2 separate regions of the Homo sapiens genome follow, and region 2 is linked to region 1. The links are chromatin contacts, found by Hi-C or POLR2A ChIA-PET in ENCODE. All regions are on one chromosome and are shown on one strand. Each heading gives the region's core, a stretch centred on a gene start or an enhancer-like site at or near the end of the contact. The rest is flanking DNA. Distances are from core to core; before and after follow the strand shown. Region 1 overlaps CLMN (calmin). Region 2 overlaps SYNE3 (spectrin repeat containing nuclear envelope family member 3).

Region 1 (5,756 bases), core at 1,692-4,191:
GGGATCCTTGTTGGAATGCAAACGGCTCCGATTCTGAGTAGAATTTCAGAAGCCTTTTTGAGTCGTTACTCGGGGAAGGGGAAAAGATGAGGGATGGGAAGATCTAGTCCTGTACAGCTATTTATTCCTGCAGTTGAACTTTTGAATTTAAAAGAAATTCCCTTAGGAAACTGCCTCAGATGCTGACGTAATTTAAGGAGACCAATTTCCTTCTAACAGCCCTAGGAAGCAGATTTCCCAGGTTCTACTTCAAACATTCATCTGAAACCTTTAAGATTCAGACTACCTTCTGTCTGACCAAACTCTTCCCAAAGGCACCTTTCTCAGATACTAAAGCCAAGAAGCACTGCCCTAAGCTTTGGGCTGATATACAGAGGTACACTTGCTTTAAGCAAATAGGCCACTTATTGAGATAAATAAAAACTACCTTCGTAACCTTTGGATTTTTAAACTTAGAAAGGACTTTTAAAAGAAGTCTTCCCACTTCCAACCCAGAGAGGTAAATTCAAGGCATCTGCAGGTGAGCCACAGCTAGGACGTGGGTTCTCCATACCCATACCAGTGTTGGCCTGCTTTGGACAATGTCAACTCTCCAGACAACAGGCACTCCCAGAGTTTCCTTTAAAAAAGTGTCTAAATCCTTGCATGACATTTAGCAATACTGGCATTCTGGCACAGCATGGGCTTGTAGAGAATACACACCTATTGATTTTTGCTGGGGCTAAAGGAAGTGGTAGCTATTGCAAACAGAATACAAGTATCAAATGATATTTTGCTATTTTGTTTTTTGTAACAATGCAAAAATCACTACTTTTAAGCTTAAAATACAGGAAAAATAATAATCCCTGCCTCAGAGACCAACCAGTTATGAATTCATCCAAGTAATTCGTGGTCTCTACTTCTCCATTTTAATTACACTGCCCTCAGGCCTTCTCTACTTTTCTTTTTGAAGGAGAAAGCCCAATTTCCTACTCTGTGAAGTACGTGTTAGAGGTGCAGAGATGAGCAGCTGGGGGCAGGATGTATAGTTAATTGGAGGCCCTGAAGAACTGTCTTTGATGTTGGACACTGAGATTTTACTGCAAAAGACCCTTTCAAGGCGGCCATTTTGGTTGCAAATTTGCAACTGCAGTGAAGTTTAGAGTGTTTGAAAATAACAGTCCTATGTTCCCAGTTCTGCTACTTACTAGTTCACGCTATGACCTTATTTTTCTGTCCTGTGCTTTAGCTTCCTTTCCGAAATAAACACCTCCCACGATTGTTCTAAGGGTCAAGTGAGTTAATGAGTAAACAATGGCTTAAACTTCCTCTTGCAAAAAGGCCTGAGTTAGATTTGAGACAGGGTAGCTCAGAAAAAAGTAATGGATTGGAGAGAGGTTGGAAGAAGCTATGGTACACTAAGGGTTAGGGAAAGAGGTATAGTCAACGCTTGCTTCAAGAGGAAGGAAATAGAGAAAAGGGGGCTGCTGGGCATCCTACAACTTCATAAACTTTCAAGAAAAGTATTTTTCATCCAACAAATATGTGCTGAATGCCTATAATGCACAGAAGCTCAGAAGTTAGTTTGCCAAGATCACCCAGAGATCTGGTGACAGAGCTGGGACTCCAATCTAAATCTGGCTGACTCCCAAACCTGACTTCTTTCTCTAGCCCACAATACCTCCCAGAGAAGAAGGCAGTGATTAAAATGAAAACAAAAAAAAGGGTTCCTTTAAAGAGAACACTGCTAGATGAAGCTATTCTTGACATCTGAGTGTCAGGGATTTAAACAAATTAGCAGTGCGATTGAGGCCGTGGATTGTTGAGGCATGTGTATATTTAAAAACAACTTGGTCAAACAGTACAAAATACTGGTTGTCTTTTTCCCATAGACAAGAATGTTTTTTGGCATGTTGCTCCAGCCCTGGCTGGGAGGAACTGCTTGCTTGATGTGTTCTCATCAAGGTTCTCAGAACAAGTTCTAAACACAAAGAAGCCAGTATTCCCAGCATTGTGGGGTCTGGCAACTGCAGAACACTCAGCTCAGAAACTCTGATAACTTTTGTGGGCTCTTGGGGAACCAGCAGCTCTGAGTCTCCAGGCTTTTGACCCACACCTGACCAAGCTCACCCCATGCCCTGTCTCACACACAATGGTAGAGAAGTGACAAGACCTGAAGGTCCTGTAGGACTCTTAAGAAAAATCAGAGTGAAGGCCAGGCACAGTGGTTCATGCCTATAATCCCAGCATTTTGGTAGGCCAAGGCAGGAGGATCACTTGAGGCCAGGAGTTCGAGACCAGCCTGAGCAACAGTGAGACCTGTATCTATAAAAGATAAAAAAATTAGGTGGGCGTGGTGGCATGCACCTGTACTACCAGCTACTTGGGAGGCTGAGGCAGGAGGATTGCCTGAGCCCAGGAGTTTCAGGCTGCAGTGAGCTGTGATCACACCACTGTACTCCAGCCTCGGTGACAGAGTAAGATGCTGTCTCTTAAAAAAAAAATCAGAGTGAAGAGGGCAGGTGCTCACGTGGAGCCCAAAGATACAGGTGTCTGCACACGATGGAAATGGAACCTGTGCAAAGTCCATGCAAAGTCTGTGCACCGGGCTCACTTCCATGAGCTGCTGACTGCTGTTTTCCAAGGAAATGCCTGATGAGAGCAAGGCGCAAGATCTGTGGAGCTCAAGGGGATGCTTGTGTCTCATGTTTGGTTCTCCCACGCTGGCTGTTAGGGGAAAAGAGCCATAGCAATTTTCAGCACAGAAGCACAATAATGCCCACTCCAGCTCCCAGCCTTCCACCACCCAACCCAGGTCCTGGACCTTGTCATTAGGGCAGCCCCCTCATCAGTTGGATGGGACAGAACAACCTGCTATGTGGTGATGGTTCCAGATGGCAGCTGCTGGCCCAAGACGTTAAATCTTCCCCAAATGCTGTGTCAGCAGTGATTATGCAATGTCGGGGAAGGAGAAATAACACAGCTGGGCCTCACAGGGCTTTGTGCAGTCTCATTTCCTGGCTGAGAAGGTCCCGAGATACCAGGCTGACTGGAAGCTCCCACACAGCCCATTTCTGGGACCTGAGGGCGCAAGGCTCCACAGAGGAATACCGGCGGGGAATGCAGTGGAGACCCCCAGGAAGGTGTCTCCAAGCAGAAGGGAGAGAGAGGCCGTGTCTCAAAACTCCAGAGGCTTCTGAAGTCCTTCTGGAGAGTTAAGAAAATCGGAGCTCATGTGAAAGCATTCTTGTCATACAACTGCCTTCCAATGGCATGACCACGGAAGGAGAACAGCTCCTCACCAAAGCAGCCATGATGGATTCTGACATTTTCGTAAGACACATCTGTACTTGCTAATTCTGACTTTTGTTGGAGAGATGAGCTCCATGGTGTTCTGAGTCCCTAGCGATGGTGGGTAGGGAGGTTAGCTTCAGCAGCTGAGGCTGTGGTTTTGTAGTAAACTTAACTGGGAATGAAGATGGCTATCTGGAGGTCATCAACTAGCAGGGCGACTAGTCGTTTCCTCTTTCTAATCTTCAGTTTTTCATCTCTTAAATGAGGCACTGAACGCTTACATAATTCCTGAGGTTTTCGAACAGTCTGTGACTTACAGAGATCAACAACACAGGCTGCCCCCAGTGCCTCTGCCTTCCCTCTGTTCCATCCTGATAAAGAGCAGGCATGCACTGCATGGGAAGAGGGTGGGGGGAACTATGCTGAACCTCAGAAATGGAGACGCCCATGTTCTGGGTGGCTGCCCGAGGGGCAGCAAGAGTGTCCTGCTTCTGAGCCTTGGTGGGAGAACATCTCCCCACAAAGGTCAGGTCTGACCAGGAAGCCCCGACCACCTGATCATCAACTATGGCAAGATACAAACTTCGACGAGGCAATGTTGGCCACGTTCAACAGAGAATCCGCGCTGTTTGTTTGCTGGCAAACACCTGTGTGGACTACTTGTTTCTTTATTTTTGAGACAGCGTCTCGCTCTGTCACTCAGGTGGAGTAAAATAGCAGGATCATAGCTCACAGTAACCTCAAAGTCATGGGCTCAAACAATTCTCCTGCCTCATCCTCCTGAGTAGCTGGGACTATAAGTGTATGCCACCACTAATTTAAATTTAACTTTTTGTAGAGATGGAGTCTTGCTATGTTGTGCAGGCTGGTCTTGAATTCCTGGCCTCAAGCGATCCTCCTGCCTTGGCCTCCCAAAGGGCTGGGATTATAGGTGTGAGCCACTACTGTGCCTAGCCAGTTTTCTGTTTCTTAAGTGAAGCAAGGGTGGTAAAGAAAACCTAGAACCCAGACCACCACATAGACTATATCTTTGGGGAGGCAGGAGATCTAAGATCATTTACTGACAATAGGCAGCAAAACCAGGGGGAAGGAAGGAAGGTAATAACTAATCATGGCATTCAAGCAGAGCTTAGCCATGCTATGTATCCCTCTCCTGCACTTGGCACAGCATTACACAAAATCACTTAGCAGACCACAGCTCAACAGGATGGATGTTGCTGCAGTCCCAGCTGGACTCAGGGCACGTTCACAAACCAGTCAGAGCAGCAAGCCCCCTAAGCAACCTGTGAGATAACTCAAATGGGGTTTATGGATCAAGATGGTATACTGAACACATGAGCCTGTTTCTTCCCTCATGAAACCCCATGAAAATAGGAGCAGAGGAATGAAAGTTATATTAATACAACCATGAACACAGAATACAGAAGAGAACAGTAAGCAAGAGCTAGCAACCTATTTATGCAGGAATGGAACTGATGGAAAAGTGAGCAGGGAGGGGGATCCTAAAACCACATGCCTGCAGAGGGGAGGCCACAGAGTGGTCAGCAGAGATGCCCTGTGGCCTCCAGGAGAGGCTTGGGGATTGGAATAGGAGGGATGGGGTGAGACATGGGGCTGAAGACCAGGGCATTTATTGGCTCTGAGGTCCCCTGTCCTTCCCATGCAGCCAGATGACCACTGTGCTCCTACTCCATGGAGAAATCAGAGCAGCTCCAACTCAGGGACACCAGGCACAGCAAAGGTTGAAGCAACTTAATGAAAGTCTAAATACTCACGGGTGATGAGGCTGCCTGCTCAGCGGTCAGGACTCGGGCACACTGAGTATAGACCAGGGTCTCTGGATATGGTCCTACAGTTGTGCATTGCACAGAGGCACTTGGCTAAAGAGGGCAATTAGGAGTTAAAATCTAGCCTTTTCATTGTTCCTCGAGCATTGTCCAAGCTCAGAGCTGGGTATGTCTGGAGGAAGGGGCAAAAGGTGTCCTTTGCCAGTCAAGCCAAGTGCTCATGGGGACTTCTGCCCAGATGGGACACCATTTTTGAAACCACATGAGTACTCAGCATAGGCTAAAAGCCCTGTGTATGCCCGTTTCCCAGGAAGGAGAGTAGTGGGAATATCTCTCAAGAAACAGAATGAGCCCCAGAGAAAACACGTGCAAATACTGACAGGCAGTGTTCTCCAATGATGAGTCCAGGTGCCCACCTGGTGACCCTAGTGGAAAAGCTCACCAGTTGGCACACACAACTTCCAATCAGCTTTTGGATGCCTCACTCTTAAAACATGAACAGATCCATAGGATCACCATATATTTGAGAAAAATTCACAACGTGAAAGATAGAGACTGAGACCACCAAAATAAAGAGAACTCAGAGAAAATGAGGGCAACACAGGGAGCAGAAAAGACTTCCCCTCAGACCACAATCATTAACGTCCACAGAGAGACAAAATCTGCATCCACGCATCAAGAGCAGGACACTGTAAA
Region 2 (5,756 bases), core at 2,434-4,933, 220 kb after region 1:
TTGACCTCAAATGATTTGCCCACCTCAACCTCCCAAAGTGCTGGGATTACAAGCATGAGCCACCGCTTCCAGCCTGTAACAACTTTTGCACCAACAGTTCAAAGTCTCATGCACGGCTCTGGACTCCACTTGGATTCATATGGAGACTAAAACTTTGTCTCTTCCTTTACCAGTCATGTAAGGAGTGAGGGGCTACAGATATAATGCTTCTCACTCAAGTCCCCCCACCCCCTATCCCGCCTCACCTCCCAAAGGGTGAGAAGGGTTTAAGATCACAGAGATGGAAAAAACTTAGGAAACGTATTACACACATTATTAAAATAATAGCAAATTTTTTAAAAGTTCTCACTTGGGAGAACAAATTATACTAGAGGCAAAACCATTTTATTTTAAATCCTTCTAATGACAGTGTTCTGAATTGAAGGGTACACTTCTGTTCCTTGGTAAGCAGAAGATTCTGACATACATTTTCCTTTTCTTGGCAAACCAAGGTCCTTGTTAGGAGCTTTTGTTAGCCTGTGGCAGCTCCTGGGTTTACTTGCCGGTTTCTTAGACCTGCCCTCAAAAGTCAGGATGGTGTCTCTGGCTTCTCCTGCATCTCGCAGTGTCCTCCCCTTCTCCTCTGCAGCTTCCAGTGCACTGTGAGTTACGAAACCAGATAGCCAAACCCAAGAATTCTTTGTGAAATAAACTGTCCTGGTGGGGCTTTGATCCCTGGGGTTGGGAGTGAAATGGTTGGAAAGGCGTCCTTTTACCTCTATCTGGGCTAGTGCCTGGATCTACTGGGGGTGCTGTTTCTCTACCAAATGCACCCAGAGTGCATTTTGGAATTCTCAGTATCCACTTGGCCTGCCCATGACCCCCACCCCTGAGACTGTGAACGAGGAGGTCTGGAGAGATGCTGAGAATGTGTTTGAAGATGCTCCCAGATGAGGCTGATATCCACATGAGATTGAGTGTTGCTGTCGCCCTGAGTTCAACCTCTGCATGAAAGAGGTTGAACTGGAAGTCAGAATTTTACAATGTCAGCCTTAGCCACATGTCATCTTTCTTCTCATAACCTCTTGGACAAACTCCTTTACTTCAGAAAACGAATTTCCAAACCACACAGTATTTCATAGACCAAAATAGAGATTTTTATTTCCAAACACAAAGCAGATACATTTTTAAAAACATAAAACAACAGCAAAAACGTCAAACCATCTTTTAGAACACTGCTACTTCCAACTTGCACAAAAGGAAGGGGAGGAAAACGTCAATGCAACTTTAAAATATAGCACTAAGAAGAAACTCCGGGGTCCTGGTGTTCCTCCCTGGATGGCGGGGAAGGCTCCATTAGCTTTGGACTTGATATGAACCGAGATAACACACACATGTTCCGAGACAGTCGTTTGGCTCCAATACTGCTTGCCTTCCCAGAAAGCTTAATTTATTGCAAATGCATGTTTTACCATCACAAATAATATGACAAGAGTAGATATGGTCCCTCTGCGTATTGTTTACATAATAGAATATTTAAAACAATGGAATGTGTTTGTCTTTGACATCAAAAATCATTTATGCAGCATCTACATGCACATATACACACACAAGTGTGAACGCATACACAAACACACACACACAGACACACACACACACACACACACACCCCATGCCATTGCTTGGTCCACACTGCATGAAACACACCATTCCAGCTACATGAACAGGTCAGTATCAGGTTAGTGTAACCAGGTCTCCAGGTACAAAGGATGAAGTGGGTTTGCTCACATAGACTTAGCTTAGGGTAGAGTGAACTTGTTTATGAGAACCTCGTTTATGCAGAGGTTGGACTCAAGGCGATCGCAGCACTCAATCTGGTGTGATCATCAGCGTCATCTGGGAGCAGCTTCAAAAACATTCTCAGCATCGCCCCAGACATCCTTGTTCACAATCTCAGGGGTGGAGGTCATGAGCAGGCCAAACTCACTCTACCCGACCTGCTGCCTCCAGGATGGGTTCTGAGGAGACATGGGGCCCTCCCATGGGACGGATGACAAATGAAACGAAAAAATCCATCTGGGTGGGGGGCTTTGGAATGAGGGCTCTGGTCTTTCGGACTTGAAATTGGAGGGAAAACGTAATCGTTCCTCCAAAGCTGGTATTGGAAACTTGCCATTTTCCCAACACACACACACAGAAAGAGAGAGAGAAAGGAGAAAATTTAGGACCCACAGAATTAAGCCCTCTTTCAAAGCAGGTTATCTGCTATCCTGAGAAAAAGAGGGCATCGTGTCTAAACCAGCCCAAGGAAATTCCCAGATGACACAGATCTAAGGGGTCATCTGACCTTCCCTTCTTTATGGAGAATGCCAGGGAGAGGCATAAAAACTCTGGACTTTGGGTAAAACGTCCTGAGCCCGATGTGGTCTCCCTGGCTTCTGAGAGACCACAGGCTGGTGTCTGTTGTGCTGAAGCCCAGAGCTGGAAGCCAGGGCTGCCCAGTTGTGCTTCTGCATGGAGATGTGTGTAGTACTCACACATGCTATGCTCACATACGCGTGCATCCCTCCCACCCTGCCCACCCCTTCACATGCACACACAGCTTCCTCTGTCCGCTTCCTCCTCCCCAGTAAAACTTCTGGAACATGCACAAGCGACTGCCTCCTTGTTTCTCCCATGAGAGGAATTGGAACTGCTCAGCAGGCAGAGACCGCGCAAAGCCAACTCTGTCCTCTGCCTGCCCCCGCAAGGGCTGGCCTGTCCGTGCTTTTCCAGTGGGAAGGTAGACAGACAGTGGGTACCTGCTCCCGTCCCCTGGGACCTCATCCTGGTGTTGCCAGCTCCCTTCAGCGGTGGGAGTCAACGGACTTCCCCGCAGGAGTGGGCACAGGAGGAAAGCAGCATGCTGCCCCTGCTTTGGAATGTTGCCCTCCAGCTAACTCACCAGCTGCCAGAGTGGCAGCAGCCCGCGGCCTGCAAAGGAAAGGAAAGCAACTGAGGCCCAGGGAACATTCCATAGAGTGGAGCACTGGGCTCGGAGCCAGTCATGCCTGGGTACAAGTCCCAAATTTACCACTCCCCGCCTAGCTGGCTGCTCTGAGGCAGGCTGCTGACCCTCTCCACACTCTGGTTTCTGATCATGACTCCATAGCACAGGCTTTTTGAAAGTGTCATGACCATATTGCAGGCGCTCGGGGTATGTTTTCTTCCCTCCCTTTCTCATCAGAACAGGAAGAGGGACTGTAGGACTTTGTCCCTCATCTCCACAGAGGTGCTGGGGATGGGCTGGCCTGGTGTTCCTGGTTGCTGAGCTCAGAAGCAAGCGTTTCAGAAAGGAAGCCCAGGATCCTCGGGGGAAACCGAGGTCCCTCCTTATGATTGCTGTCTCTCGGCTGGACAAGGTGGTTGGGTTGGGGATGATGTTACCATGACAACCGGAGAGCAGGTGCTGGGAGATGCTGAGTCCTGCTGACTGTGCTTTAAGGCCCTGAACATCCTGCTGAACCATTTGCTTTTAGACCACGAGCCTGTGTTTTAATGTTCTTTTAGAAACAAATTCCTCCTTGTTCTTACTTTGAAAAACAGAAGTCGTTTCTCTCATACACAGAAGCTAAGGGAGAAACGACAGCTGGTTTTAAGTCCTCTTTGACTCTGGGCCTCTGCTGAAGCAGCCTGCAGGCACTGGCAATTGGGTGATGAGGGCCACCTGTGGGGTGCCCCCACCCACTTTCCTTTTCAAAGCCTCAATTGTCTGCTACAAAACAAAGAGCTGGCCTGGAAAGGCTCAGAGATCCTCATTTTCCAAGATTTGCACCCAGGAGCTCCTCAAGCTCAAGAAGAAATGAAAGCAAATATGCATTGCCTGGGCTGAATCCAAACACAAAGAAAGTGTTCAAAAGCTTAGCCCTGGGTGCTCACCGCCAGGACAAAGACGGGAGGGGCTGTTCCTGCACAAAAACTCTGGCAAGCTGGGCAGATCTATTTGTCGGTTCCCAAGCCTTGCAGGAAGAATGTCTACAATGCCTTTGGGTAGACCTGAAGGACTCAGGGTCCCCTGAGAGGAGGTGGCAGGCCGTGGTGGCAGGTCACTCTCACACTGCAAGGATGATGCCTTCGAGTTCCACACAAGGAGCATACAGCCAAGGCATGGAGGGTCAGGACAAACTCTGGTTTTCTCCTCCAATTGTAGCAGAGACAGCGAAGTGCCACTCCAAGCCACCCTACCCTTCATTCTTACTAGAAGAGCCCCCATCTTTTTGGGGCACATGTTCCCAGACTCCTTGCAGATGTGGGGGAAAACATGTGACACAGTCCTGGCCAATGAGATGAGAACGGAAGTGGCTGGTGGAGCTTCTGGGAAAGCTGCTAATGAGGAGGGCAGATTCGTCTAGTTCACTCCCCTTCTTCCTACCTGGAACCCAGATGAAAAATTGGAGGTACAGCAAGCATCCTGGGCCATGAAGTGACTGTGATATAAAGGAAGGACAGTTGCAAAGCCTTGGCTCTGACATCCATAACCTGAGGAGACGATGCCAGCAACCGCCTATATCTAGACTTCTCAGGAGGAGAGAAAAGTAAAGTCTCTGACTGGTTTAAGCCAAAGTTGGTCGGGGGAGGAGGGATTCTGTTACTCGTGGCTGAATCTAGGGATTTCTCTTCCAGATGCGAGCCCACGCGCACAATCCTAGGATACCTAATATTTCAGGGAGCACTGAACGCTCCAGGGCTGACTTCCCTCCTTACCAATAGGTGGGGGGAGGTGGTAAGGAACTGGACCAATGTCACACAGCCCATCAGCAGCAGAGTTCCAACTCAACCCTGTCTAGTGCTGAGCAGTATCAAGCTGTCATCCAGTGGGTGCAGAGACCGACCCCCACTCCTGGAACTAACTCCCTGAGCTCACTGGCCAAACAAGAACTGCTGAGGTCTCAGAGTCCTAACCTGTAAAATGGGTACAAAGTTGGAACAAGACAGTCTATGGAAGCCCTCCAACTCTGACAGCCTGAAGAATCCAGGTATCCTCCTTCAACAGAGAACTTAGCATTTCCTAATCCATTTTGCCTCCCCTAAAAGTCCTACTTGGCAGTTCATCCCATTGTCTGCTTTCTGGGGCTAGTTTGTCTCACCCAATTACTAGATGAAGGAAAAATGATTTTTTGATTGGGAACATCCTAATTTTAACATAAATTCAAAAAAAAAAAAAGAAAAAAGAAAAGGAGACCAGAATTGAGAGCTTTCTGAGAGGGCTGGTACAGGTGTAAGGATGTCAAACAGGTTTTGCTCACATAAGAAAATGATTGATTGGCAGTAGCTTGGAGTAGTTTTGAGGACTGTGAGGTCCATTGGGTCAGAGAGTGGGGAGTGGGAAAGGTTGGTGATCAACTATTTTGATGTCTGTCTTGGAAGCAGCAAGGGCTGTAGTTGCCCACACCTCCCTCCAATGCTGACCTAGACTGGTGACAATGAGATTGGGGTGAGAATTAGCTGAGTGCCCATGAGAGAGGGAATTAGGGCAGGATCCCGCTGGGCTATGGACACAGAGGCTTCCTGGCAATCACTGCAGACACCGGTGAAAAACACTCTGATTACAGAATCCAAAGGAAGCCGCTGGCATCATAGGGTGACAGCCACAGGCACAGCCTCCCTGGGGGGGTCCCTCAGCTCCTCTCCTCTGGGGAGAAATCCTAGGCAGGGGGCAGGAAAGGGCAAGAGATTATCCTTGAGCATGGACACGCCAACCCAGATGATCCCCAGTGGGGAAAAGTGGGCTTCTCAGT

Evidence for each region. A loop is a pair of places that touch in the nucleus more often than their neighbours do. ChIA-PET counts read pairs that join two places held with the same protein, here RNA polymerase II (POLR2A). Pooled maps may share reads with other maps.
Region 2: a map of heart left ventricle shows a loop between it and region 1 (2.0-fold over the local background). The contact joins two enhancer-like sites. A Hi-C loop is called at or near these places in 3 of 168 maps with a recorded cell type or tissue (Right ventricle myocardium inferior, dorsolateral prefrontal cortex and heart left ventricle) and 5 of 50 pooled maps. POLR2A ChIA-PET finds 5 or more read pairs at or near these places in 1 of 52 experiments (common myeloid progenitor, CD34-positive).

The regions. Positions count from the first base shown.
Region 1 is chr14:95,182,635-95,188,390 of GRCh38, forward strand. CLMN (calmin) reads right to left here. Exons shown (of 13, transcript NM_024734.4): 13 at 1-5,756. Among named protein-coding and RNA genes, the nearest start is that of DICER1-AS1, 28 kb to the left of the region's middle. Within about 2 kb of position 2,942, at least 20 of the 41 ENCODE cell types and tissues checked have a DNase peak (open chromatin) inside an H3K27ac peak, as active enhancers do.
Region 2 is chr14:95,406,153-95,411,908 of GRCh38, forward strand. It overlaps SYNE3 (spectrin repeat containing nuclear envelope family member 3), which reads right to left. Exons shown (of 18, transcript NM_152592.6): 18 at 1,114-5,756. Among named protein-coding and RNA genes, the nearest start is that of LINC02292, 79 kb to the left of the region's middle. Within about 2 kb of position 3,684, at least 5 of the 41 ENCODE cell types and tissues checked have a DNase peak (open chromatin) inside an H3K27ac peak, as active enhancers do.